Regions from separate parts of the Homo sapiens genome. Here all the other regions are linked to region 2. A link is a loop called in an ENCODE intact Hi-C map of the cell type or tissue named here. Cell type or tissue: B cell. All regions are shown on one strand. Links, peaks and the distances in the headings refer to the core of each region. The heading gives the core; the rest is flanking DNA.

The links. Peaks named below come from ENCODE experiments on the same cell type or tissue, not always from the same donor. Only the 100,000 strongest peaks of a DNase experiment are listed, where the experiment ranks them.
Region 1: a loop joins it to region 2, with 20 times the contacts of the local background. A loop is called at or near these places in 2 of 110 quality-filtered maps.
Region 3: it touches region 2 in a loop (2.7-fold over the local background); 5 of 110 quality-filtered maps call a loop at or near these places.

Annotation. Positions count from the first base shown.
Region 1 is chr2:27,321,316-27,324,764 of GRCh38, reverse strand. MPV17 (mitochondrial inner membrane protein MPV17) reads left to right here and starts at 1,668. Exons shown (of 8, transcript NM_002437.5): 1 at 1,668-1,713; 2 at 2,243-2,317. The coding sequence starts at 2,248. RefSeq lists enhancers at 859-1,831, 1,954-2,013, 2,064-2,113, 2,124-2,213, 2,224-2,273 and 2 more. In B cell, for the core only: no CTCF peak of the experiment used is centred there; DNase peaks (open chromatin) are centred at 1,664 and 2,254; H3K4me3 peaks cover 1,939 bases; H3K27ac peaks cover 1,784 bases.
Region 2 is chr2:27,581,388-27,584,836 of GRCh38, reverse strand. It overlaps SPATA31H1 (SPATA31 subfamily H member 1), which reads right to left. Exons shown (of 5, transcript NM_032266.5): 5 at 2,115-3,449. The coding sequence ends at 2,310. ZNF512 (zinc finger protein 512) reads right to left here and starts at 1,795. Exons shown (of 14, transcript NM_032434.4): 1 at 1,695-1,795; 2 at 1,121-1,179. The coding sequence starts at 1,724. RefSeq lists an enhancer at 1,548-1,997. In B cell, for the core only: no CTCF peak of the experiment used is centred there; a DNase peak (open chromatin) is centred at 1,856; H3K4me3 peaks cover 1,915 bases; H3K27ac peaks cover 2,038 bases.
Region 3 is chr2:27,661,892-27,665,340 of GRCh38, reverse strand. It overlaps SUPT7L (SPT7 like, STAGA complex subunit gamma), which reads left to right and starts at 1,727. Exons shown (of 6, transcript NM_014860.3): 1 at 1,727-2,012; 2 at 3,060-3,162. The coding sequence starts at 3,149. SLC4A1AP (solute carrier family 4 member 1 adaptor protein) reads right to left here and starts at 1,452. Exons shown (of 14, transcript NM_018158.3): 1 at 764-1,452; 2 at 46-241. The coding sequence starts at 1,426. In B cell, for the core only: no CTCF peak of the experiment used is centred there; a DNase peak (open chromatin) is centred at 1,570; H3K4me3 peaks cover 1,979 bases; H3K27ac peaks cover 1,788 bases.

The DNA.
Region 1 (3,449 bases), core at 397-2,896, 260 kb after region 2:
TCTTTTTCTCTAACAAGCCTTTTCTCTTTCTAACCCTCCCTCCCAATATACCCACTTCATACTATCCATTGTTCATACACTTCTCTACCTTTATTCCTCTTCTCATATTCCTCCCTTCGCCAGAGTGTCTTTTTCCACCATCTTCACCTGAGTTCAATTCATCCTTCAAGGTCCCGGCTCAAATTCCACCTTCACCAAAGAGCTTCCCAGTTTTCTCCAGTAAAAAATAGTTTCCCTCCCTTGTGTTCCCAAGGGGGAAGGGAGGAAAAAGGATAAACAAGCATTAAGCACTTGATCCATTTTAGGCACTTCGCATGTGTCACTTGTATGAGGTAGGTATTGCCATTTTACTTAATGATAAAAGAGTTGGAGAGGGTAAGCTGTCTGTAAAAGGTCAAGGTCATATAACTAGTAAGTGGTGGTGCTGGGGATTTGAACTCAGTCTAACTTCAGAATATAACTTTACAGCCTACCACATTTGGTCTCCTATTACATTTACTTTTGTCAGTTCACTCCTCTAGCATGCTGTTTTGCAAATAGCATTTTAGTTAAATGTTTGTGACATTGACTTCTCTTGCTTCCTTACTCTGTTTCTCCAGGATTTGTGGCAGGAGTCTCCCTGCCTTAATCATAAAGGAATTGAGTAAATTGGGGGTGGAGCTGGGCAGGTGGAGAGCCTGAAAGAGTGTGCCTCCTGACGTGTGGGCTCCCTGGAGATAAGTAAAGCCTGCCAGCCTGACAAGTCCATTGCCAGGGATATTGTAGACATTTCCAACGCTCTAGAAAGGATATTGCTCTATATTCACAGACTCTTAGAATGTTAGAGCTGGAAGGGGATTAAGAAATCACCTAGCTTACTGGTTTTCAAACATGCAGTTGTGGGCCCCGTTAAAAATGGGTCTTTTGAGAAGTATATACTTGGAAAAAAAAGTTGGAGAAGCAGCTGTAGTAATGCTGCCCCTCTCATCCCCACACACAAACATCTGAAAAATCCCTAGAACTGAGGAGCCGAGTTTGGAAAGTCAATAGTGTAACCTCCCTCATTTTACAGATGCAGAGCCTTAACATCAAGTCTAGTCATGACCAAGGCTGCACAGCCCGTTAGTTTGGGAGCCAATACCTAATGTCTTCTGAGGTTCTAATTCCAATGCTTTCTGTGGAAGAATCATACATACGCAGTATTTCTTAAGTGGCTGTTTGCGGCAAAGCACTGAAATAGTTGCTATGAGGACGACAAATATGAACGACCCCAGTTTTACCCACTCATGAGCTCACAGTTGAGGCCAGTGAAGAACCTAGAGACAAAACACGCACTTAACTATAACTTATAGTTCCCTAACTACGATTGCTGAGACAAGGATCGTAGTTATGGCCAGTTATGCGGGGAGGGTGGGCTGAACAATGAGACTACCGGATTGAGAGAGGCCCGGGTCTCGCGCGGAGAGAAGGGGCAGGAGGAGGCAGAGGGTCGAACTTAGGTGAGAAATATGGCTGGCGGGCCCCACACCAGGGTCCGGCACAGTCCAGCTGGAAAAGGGGTCTCTCACAGAGTGGGTGGCCGAGTTAGGCCGCTCTCCACGGGTATTCATGGCTCGGTCCACCCCCATTCCTGTCCTGGCTGCGTAATCCGAAGGACGCTGGGAGGAAGGGGCGGGACTTGTGGCGGAAGTTCCTAGGCCAGCCTGTCACGTGGGAGGGAGGCTCGGCGCTCAGGTGAGTGGCGGGTGATCTGCGGTCTCTGGCTTAAAGCGTCGCAAGCCATGAGTGCCCACAAGGTGTGTGGTCATCCTATATCCGGGCAGTGACGGGCCCTATTTTCGGTTTGGAGCTGGACTCAGGAAGGTTACAAACTGGTTCCAACCAAGTCTGAATCTGGAGACGGACCAAGCTATCTTTTGAGGCACCCAAGCTCTGGGTAGAAGCCAGAGCAAAGCTGTCCTCATGAGTGTCTCCGTCGGGAACGGAGGCTTCCAGGTGGTCTGGCTTCAGGAATGAGGTTGGGGTGGCTGGTGGCTGCTACCAGGAGTCCATAGCTTCCCACAGCCTTTCTCTCTTCCCCAATTGTCTAAGGCGACTCCTGCGACAGGAAGCTGTCTGGGAAGCATCCTTCATGTGGCCTCTGCCCCTTTAAGTCACATTGGAAGTGGGAAGGGGAAGGGAGTGGGCACAAGGGAATGTCAGGCGGCTTCTTAGTCGTGGAGAGGGACGGTGGGGGTGACCCCCTCTCCTCTTGGCTTGACAGGAAGCATGGCACTCTGGCGGGCATACCAGCGGGCCCTGGCCGCTCACCCGTGGAAAGTACAGGTCCTGACAGCTGGTGAGTGTCCCTCTAGGACTTGAGTGGGACCAGGGCAGACTGATTTGGAAGCCAGAGGCTTGCCCCACTGCACCACCCTCACTTCCTGTTTCTATTCGGCTCTCTTGAAGGGTTGGCTGTCTTTCATCCTACACTGTCCCCAGTCTGTTTTGGAGGGTGGTCCCCAAGGCTGTTTTTAAGGGGTATGCGTAGTTGGCCAAGCTGTGCAGTAGGGTTTTAGGATTTCAAAGTCCTCAAAAAGCTGAACAGTCAGCCCTGAAGGATAAAGGCATTGCCCCAGGAGGCCTCAACTTGGAAAACATTTTACCGTATGCAAAGCACTTTCATATACGTTATGGCATAGGGCCCCCACAAAGGTGTGTGAGCTAGGAGGGTTACTTGAGTCCACATTAGATCACACCTAATAAGTGCTGAATCAAGACTCTTACCCCAGTTTTTCTTGGTATTTTTTATTGTGAAACATACAAAAGAATGATTAAGATGTGTATGTACAGTTTAAATGGCATTAAAACTGAACACTCCTGTGTCAGTAATCAGCTTTGAGACCTCTTGAGTGCCTCTCCGTAATTCACCCAAAATTTCCTGAGTTTTGTTTATATCGTTCATTTGCTTTTGTTATCATTTACTGCCTAAATATGTATCTCCAAGGTTAGTATATTGGTATCTGATCACTCCATCCTGATCCATTTGGAGTGATCAGATACCAGTCACTCCAAATGCAGTGATTGAGTACTAACCTCACAGAGGTAATGCAGTGACCTACCTGCATTTGTTACCATCTTCATTTTGCAAGTTAGCTAATGTAAGAGGATGGCATGAAGATAAGTAAGTCTTAGAGGGGGAATGTCAGAAGGCCTTAGAACATTGGGGTGCAAAGAGTGATCACATTAAGATGAGGTCTTGCCCATGTTTAGAGAAGGGGAACAGGATTCTAGTGATGACTGGCCTTCTGAGAAGAGGACTATTGGAAGGGATTGGGGGCTACTGAAGGCCAGAGTGGAACAGGGATCCTGTGACCAGAACAGCCCTGCATCGGCACAGAAACTTAACTGCATGAATGGCCAGGAGATGGATTCTTTGGCCCTTCCCTGGGCCCCTCTCCAGTCTCCGGTGCCCAACCACCTCTTGTCCT
Region 2 (3,449 bases), core at 416-2,915:
CTAACCTCTCTAAACGCTCTCCCTGCAATCCCTCATCCTCTATCCCAGACATACAGAACTACTTACTATCCCATTAACTCTTTCCACACGTTCACATGCTGTTCTCTGTTCTGAAAAACCTTTCTCCTTCTCACTAACTGCATGATTCCTCAACTTTCAAGTTTCTACTTAGGAGTGACCTGCTCTGATAATCCTTCCCTTCCAAACTATCACTCCCCTTCCTCAAAGGCTAAATTAAATTCCTACTTAAAAATACTTACTTATTACAATGAACTGTGTTGACCTACTTGCCTATCTCCCCTTCTAGACTGCTAGTTGTTTTTCATGCCTGTATTCCTAACCTACTACAGAACTGGCGCACAGCAAACATGTAGTAAATGTCACCTGAATGAATGAATCCATTTAATGTCTAGTTAACAAGAATGTTTTCTTTTGTATTAACCATGGAAAAACTAAGCACCTTCAGTGTACTAAATAATAAACCAGTCTTACAGACAAGTAGTTTAAAAATACAAGGATTTCTTACGGCCATTTTTATCATCCATCCCAAGTTCATCAGTGTATTTATGAGCACGAATTTCATGTCTGGAGAAATACAGAATTACCACTGAGTCTTTGGTTCCATTTTTATTACAATTTGTACTTTTTTTTTGCAAGCTAGGTTTTTCTCCCACACACTAGACTTAGACCTACACTGTCCAATCCGATAGCCACGAGCTACAGGTGGCTATTTAACGTTAGTTAAAATTAAATAAAATTTAAAATTCAATCCCTCAGTCGCACTAGCCACATTTCAAGCGCTCAAAAGGCGTACGGGGCTAGTAGCTATGATACTAGACAGTGCAGATACAGAACATTTTCGTCACAAGAAGTTCCACTGGACAGCGCTGGCCACAAAATCACAAAAGAACCTTAGAAAAACCTCACTCACTTGGCAAATAAAATTTAAAATTCAGTCCCTCAGTTGCACTAGCCACATTTCAACTGCTCAAAATCCACACCGGGTTAGTGGCTATGATACTGGACAATGCAGATACAGAACATTTTCATCACAGGAAGAAGTTCTACTGGTCAGCGCTGGTGACACAATCATAAAAGGACCTTAGAAAACCTCACTTACTTCTTAGCTCCCACGATCCTCGTGCTCCTCTGCTGCTTAAAGGTTGTGGGTCCCGAAGTCTAGCAAATCACAAGCACACGAGTGAGTGCTAGGGACCTCTGAACCTCGACCACAAAAAGACGAATTCCCCTATGCCCAGAAGAAATGAAGTTCTCCCGGGGAAACCACCTCAAACACAAGAAGGCAACACCTTTTAGGAAAAATATGCTGTCCTATCTTCCAGCAGTGCAAAGGCGGGTAACAATACCAGAGCCTTCGTCTTCCCCCATTCTCAAAGCCCTGTCCCAGGCTCTAAAAGGGAGGCCAAAAGAAAAGACAACGGATATGAGAGACATTGGGGATGTAAAAGGAATAGAAACTAATGGTAATGTGGCGAGGAATTAAATCCAAGGAGGTGGGGAACAGGCAGCAGAACGTGGGTAAAGAAAAAGGGACAGGTGATCTGATCTAGAAGGGTGGGGCCTACGATGGCCTCTGATAAAACCAACTCAGCATGGGACAAAAGCGAGGGACCGCGTGTTCCGGGCTCGACAGCGCTACCTCTAAAGCATAACGGTCAAACCAAGAAACTCACGGCGGGTACAGCACCGAGTCTGGAAGACATCACTCCCTCTCCACGCCTAACAATTTCACCCAAGGGCTCCGGCCAGACCAACGCCACTTCCGCTCTCCTCTCCCGGATGTGGGCTCGGCTCCGCCTAGCCCTCTTCTGAACTTCTACTTCCGCCTAGCAGCTTCCGAGGGGGCTGCGGCCGGAGCGAGTCACGTGATGAGTCACCCTCCGATTCCTCTGAGACCCCGCCCCACTGGGATCGCGACGCGGGACCCGGGAACCTATGGGTGGGGTCTGGAGTGAAGGGGCGGAGCTTGGAGCCTCGGCTGGGCCTCAAAACCCCTGGCTCTCATTCCGAATCTTTGCACAACTCCTCGTGTCCCTCCAGCCTGCCTTCCCCATCCACCCGCCCAGTGGTCTCAGTCCAGATGCACAGGAAGATCATTTACTGCCCCTTTATTCATCTTAGAGAAATTACAGACCCATTCTCACCCGCCTCCCCCCCGGTAGAGAGAAATGGAAGCCTTTCCACGCTGGGGGCGCAGGAATTGGAGGCAGTGGCTGAGCAGGAAAGAAGCCTGGAAAGGGCAGCACGATGAAGACTTAGGACAATGAATAATAGGGGCGGACCTCGCCTCATCGAGTAGCTTCAGGCCTCCACACTTGCCCTGCTTTGGGATTTTTATGTGTGGTCCCGAGGAGAGTTGTTTGATTCTTGAAATCTCTAGACAAACTATGGCTGGGCCTCTCTCCAGGGAAACTGTACTTGAGTCCCTCCTTAAGGGGACTGCGTCGGCTCCTCTCAGAGGGACTGCAATGGTTCCTCCCAGAGGGCCTCCCTGGCCTCATCTCAGAGGGACTGTGACGGGTTCTCTCACAGGAACTGCGATGGCTCCTCTCAGAGGTCCTCCCTTGCCTCATCCCGGAGGGACTGCGATGGCTTCTCTCAGAGGGACTGTGACAGGTTTTCCCAGAGGAACTGTGTCCTCTCCTCTCAGAGGGACTGCAACGGCTTCTTTCCAAGGGACTGAGGTGGCTCTTCTCTGAGGGACTGTGACTTCTCTCAGAAATCCTACGATGGCTCCTCTCAAAGGACCTGTGAGATCTCCTCTCAGAGGGACTGCGATGGCTCCTCTCCAAGAGACTGTGACGGCTCCTCTCCAAGGGACTGTGACGTCTTCTCTCAGAGGGACTGTGATGGCTTCTCTCAGAGGGACTGTGATGGCTTTTCTCTGAGGGACTGTGATGTCTTCTCTCAGAGGGACTGCGATGTCTTCTCTCAGAGGGACTGCAATGGCTTCTCTCAGAGGGACTGCAATGGCTTCTCTCAGAGGGACTGTGATGTCTTCTCTCAGAGGGACTGTGATGGCTTCTCTCAGAGGGACTGTGATGGCTTCTCTCTGAGGGACTGCGATGGCTCCTCCGAGCGGGACTGCGATGGCTTCTCTTAGAGGGACTGTGATGTCTTCTCTCAGAGGGACCACGATGGCTCCTCTGAGAGGGACTGCGATGTCTTCTCTCAGAGGGACTGCAATGGCTTCTCTCTGAGGGACCGCGATGGCTCCTCTGGGAGGGACTGCGATGTCTTCTCTCAGAGGAACTGCGATGGCTTCTCTCTGAGGGACTGCGATGGCTTCTCTCTGAGGGACTGTGATGTCTTCTCTGAGAGGGACCGCGATGGCTCCTCTGAGAGGGACTGTGAAGGCCCCTTTCAGAGAGACTGTGACAGCTCCTCTCGGGGGGACTGCAGTGATTTCTCTGAGACGGACTGCGCCA
Region 3 (3,449 bases), core at 397-2,896, 81 kb before region 2:
ATGAACTTAAAATATTAACCTCCGGCAGCAATTTTAATTTCTTACCCATTCCCCAGGTGCAACCCATCTCATCATCTTGGCTACCAGCATTTATCTTCCTTTCAGAGGTATCCATTTCCTCTTCTTCATCTGAGTCTTCTCCTAGCATCTTCTTCTCCAACAATATTTGCTGCTGCTTGCGCAATTCCTTCAACTGTGTTACTGTTAACTCGGATTCTGCCTCTCGGTCTTCCTCTGGTCCCTGATGAACCAAGGAAAAAAAGGTTATTTATTTATTTAGAGACAGGGTCTTGCTCTGTCGCCTAGGCTGGACTGGAGTGCAGTGGCTGTAATACACCTCACTGCAGCCTTGACCTCCTGGGCTCAGGTGATCCTCCCACCTCAGCCTCCTGAGCAGCTGGGACCATGATGCCTGGCTAATTTTTTTTTTTTTTTTTAAGAGACAGGGTCTTGCCATGTTGCCCAGCCTCCTCTCAAACTCCTGGGCTAAAGCGATCCTCCCGCCTGGGCCTCCCAAAGTGTTGGGATTACAGGCGCGAGCCACCGCGCCTGGCCAAACAAGTTATTTTAGAGTTCGGGATTGTGAACATGACTTTCAGAAATATAGCAATGTGTACAGCCGTCTGAAGATGATAGGCCAGACTTGATTCCTTCACTTTCGTAATCGCTGAGTGGGAGATTCTTCTTCCTCATCCAAAGCTTAAGAAGCACAAGAACGCAGTCCAATGAACCCGAAATTTCAATTCTAGGTTTTTCTACCTACCTGCAGGATAAAGAGCCGGGTGCTGCCTCCAAAGCGAACAACATGCCCAACGTGGACTCGACAGTAGGTGCGAGGTGGGATGCGAGTTTTGTTGAGAAAAGTGCCATGGGTGCTTCCCAGATCGTAGAGGTAGAAGCCCGGCCCGTTGCTGTCGCATTCTCCGTCAGGGCCGGACGCCCTGTGCTGCAGCACTGCGTGGTACCGAGACACCGAAGGGTGCTCCAGGCACACGTCGCAGCCAGACAGCCTCCCGAAAAGGCAGTAACTCGTCCCTTTCAAGCTACGGGTGCCAAGGATAGTGCCGCCCTTCAGGGTCTCTAAGCTGTAGGGGGCTGTGGCAGGGCCACCCCATGGAGGCTCTTGGTAGGGGGGAGCCCGGGCTGGACCGCCAGGGGAAGAAACCGCTGTCGGGGGGCGCGACTGCTCCTCCTGTAGACTCCTAAAATCACCGCAGTCCGGCTGAGGAGGAGGGATGTCGGGCTCCCCAGAATTGGAGTCCTGCAACGCAGTGGGCCCTTCCTTCTGTACCTCCTCAGGGTTTGAAGAACTGCTGGCCGGGGCCTTACTCCGCGCCGCTGGGGACACCGGCAGAGCTGGCTTCTTGAAGTCCCCACTGAGGTCTTGCGACGCCAGGGTCTCTGACTGAGAGAGAATGTCAGCCATCCTCAACCGGTGCAACTTCGAAATCCGCTCCTTCGAAACCCACCCTTCGGTCTTTACGTTCCTGTCCACGTCCCACTCTCCCAAGCTCCCAGTGGCGTCTGTAGGCGGCGATGGTGAAGTTGCTCCTTCACGACCTGGAGCGTTGCGAAGTGGTGCTAACATGAGAAGGTCATAATATGAGAAAAACAAAACGGTTATCGGGATGCTGTGCAGAACGGGGACATATTTAGAGGTTACAACGGGATCGTAATGACTTCCTGTTGCATAGCTTGATTGAGAAGAAGCGCTTCCGGCGGTCTTAGATCACTAATCAACAAACCAGCTTTCGGGGTCTGACGCGATCCTTGCCTCAGGCCTCTCGAGGTCCAGACAGCCGCCCAGCCCGCTCTGCGACGCAGCAGTGAATAGTGTGGTACCTCCTTGTCTCGGTTCAGGTCCAGACCTCCCCGTCTTCCGGCTGCCCTGAACGTCAGGCGACCTCAGGACCCTGTGATTGGCGCCTGCGCCGGCGGACCGTGACCGAGGAAACCCCTGGAGGGACTTGGGCATTCCTTGGGCTCCGTGCCTGTTCTTCGTGCTCCTTTCGGTAAAGTAAGGGAAGAGGGCGACTTTTTTGTTATTTCGTTCATTCATTTATTTTTTTTCTGAAATTATTAAGGCAGAATAGTTAAGTGGTTAAGAGAGCAGACTCTGGAGACTGTCGATTTTTGACCTCGCCATTTGTGACATTGGGCAAGACACTAGGCCTCAGCCCTCACTCTGAAAAATGGGGATAAGATTATTAGCCTCATAGGGTTGTTGGAAGAATTGAATCAAACAATAAAGGCCAGCCAGACCGGTGGCTCATGCCTGTAATCCCAACATTTTGGGAGGCTGAGGCGGGAGGATTGCTTGAGCCCAGGAGTTCCAGAGGAGGCTGGGCAACATGGCGAGACCCTGTCTCGCCAAAAAAAAAAAAAAAAAAGAAAAAATCCAGGTTTGATGGTGCGCGCCTGTAGTCCCAGCTACTCCAGAGGCTGAGGTGGGAGGATTGCTTGGTCCCAGGAGGTTGAGGCTGCAGTGAACCATGACTGCACCACTGCACTCCAGCCTGGGCTACAGAGTGAAACCCTGTCTCAAAAAAGAAACAAACAAAAAAGGTGAAGTCTGGCATATAGTAAACATTCAACAAATGCCAGATATTTCTGTGTGCCTGGCCCTGTAACAAGACCACAGCCATAAGAAATAGACGGGCAGAAAAAATCTATTGCGATAAGTACTAATTAAAATCCAAGGATAACTGCTGTGACATAGACTTGCAAAGCACTGTGAGAATAGAGAAAGGGAGATGCACTGGTGAAGTGACGGACGGTGGGGACTTATGCTGTACTTAAAAATGAATATGAGTCTGCCAGGGATGTGCAAGGTTGGCAGAGCATTTCTGGCAGAGTTCACAGCTGAAAGTGTCAATTGTGGAAATGTACAGCATTCTCAAGAAACTGAGTAGTATAATGTTGTTAGAACAAAGGTAGTCATTTCACCCAGGAAGCTCCTCCTTTGTGCTTCCAGTACCCCAGGTCCATATACCTCTAGAACAGTACTTACCATGTTTCATATTGAAATATTCTGCTTCTGTTTCTCTTCCTCACTTCAGGGCAAGGATCTCACATTATCAGTCTTTGACCGACACAGAATGCCTGGCATTTGATAAATGTTTGTTGAACTTGAAGAGACATATGGACAATGAATCTGCAAAGGTGAGTTGAAACCAGATTGTGAATTTTGTTGAATGGTAAGCCAAGGAATTCTGACTTTTTCCAATAGGCAATGGGAAGCCATTTGATTTAAGTTTTAAAAAGAGTAAGTCTAGCAGCAGTGTAGAGAATAGATGACATACAAAGAGAGATTGGAGGAAGGGATACCAGTTAGAAGGCAGCAGAAATCTCTCACGTTCTATATGTCAAAAGTTGAAAGCATAATGCCATTTAGATTAATGGTTCATAAATTTTTCCACCAGGATCATGCCTAAGACACACAGAGTAAG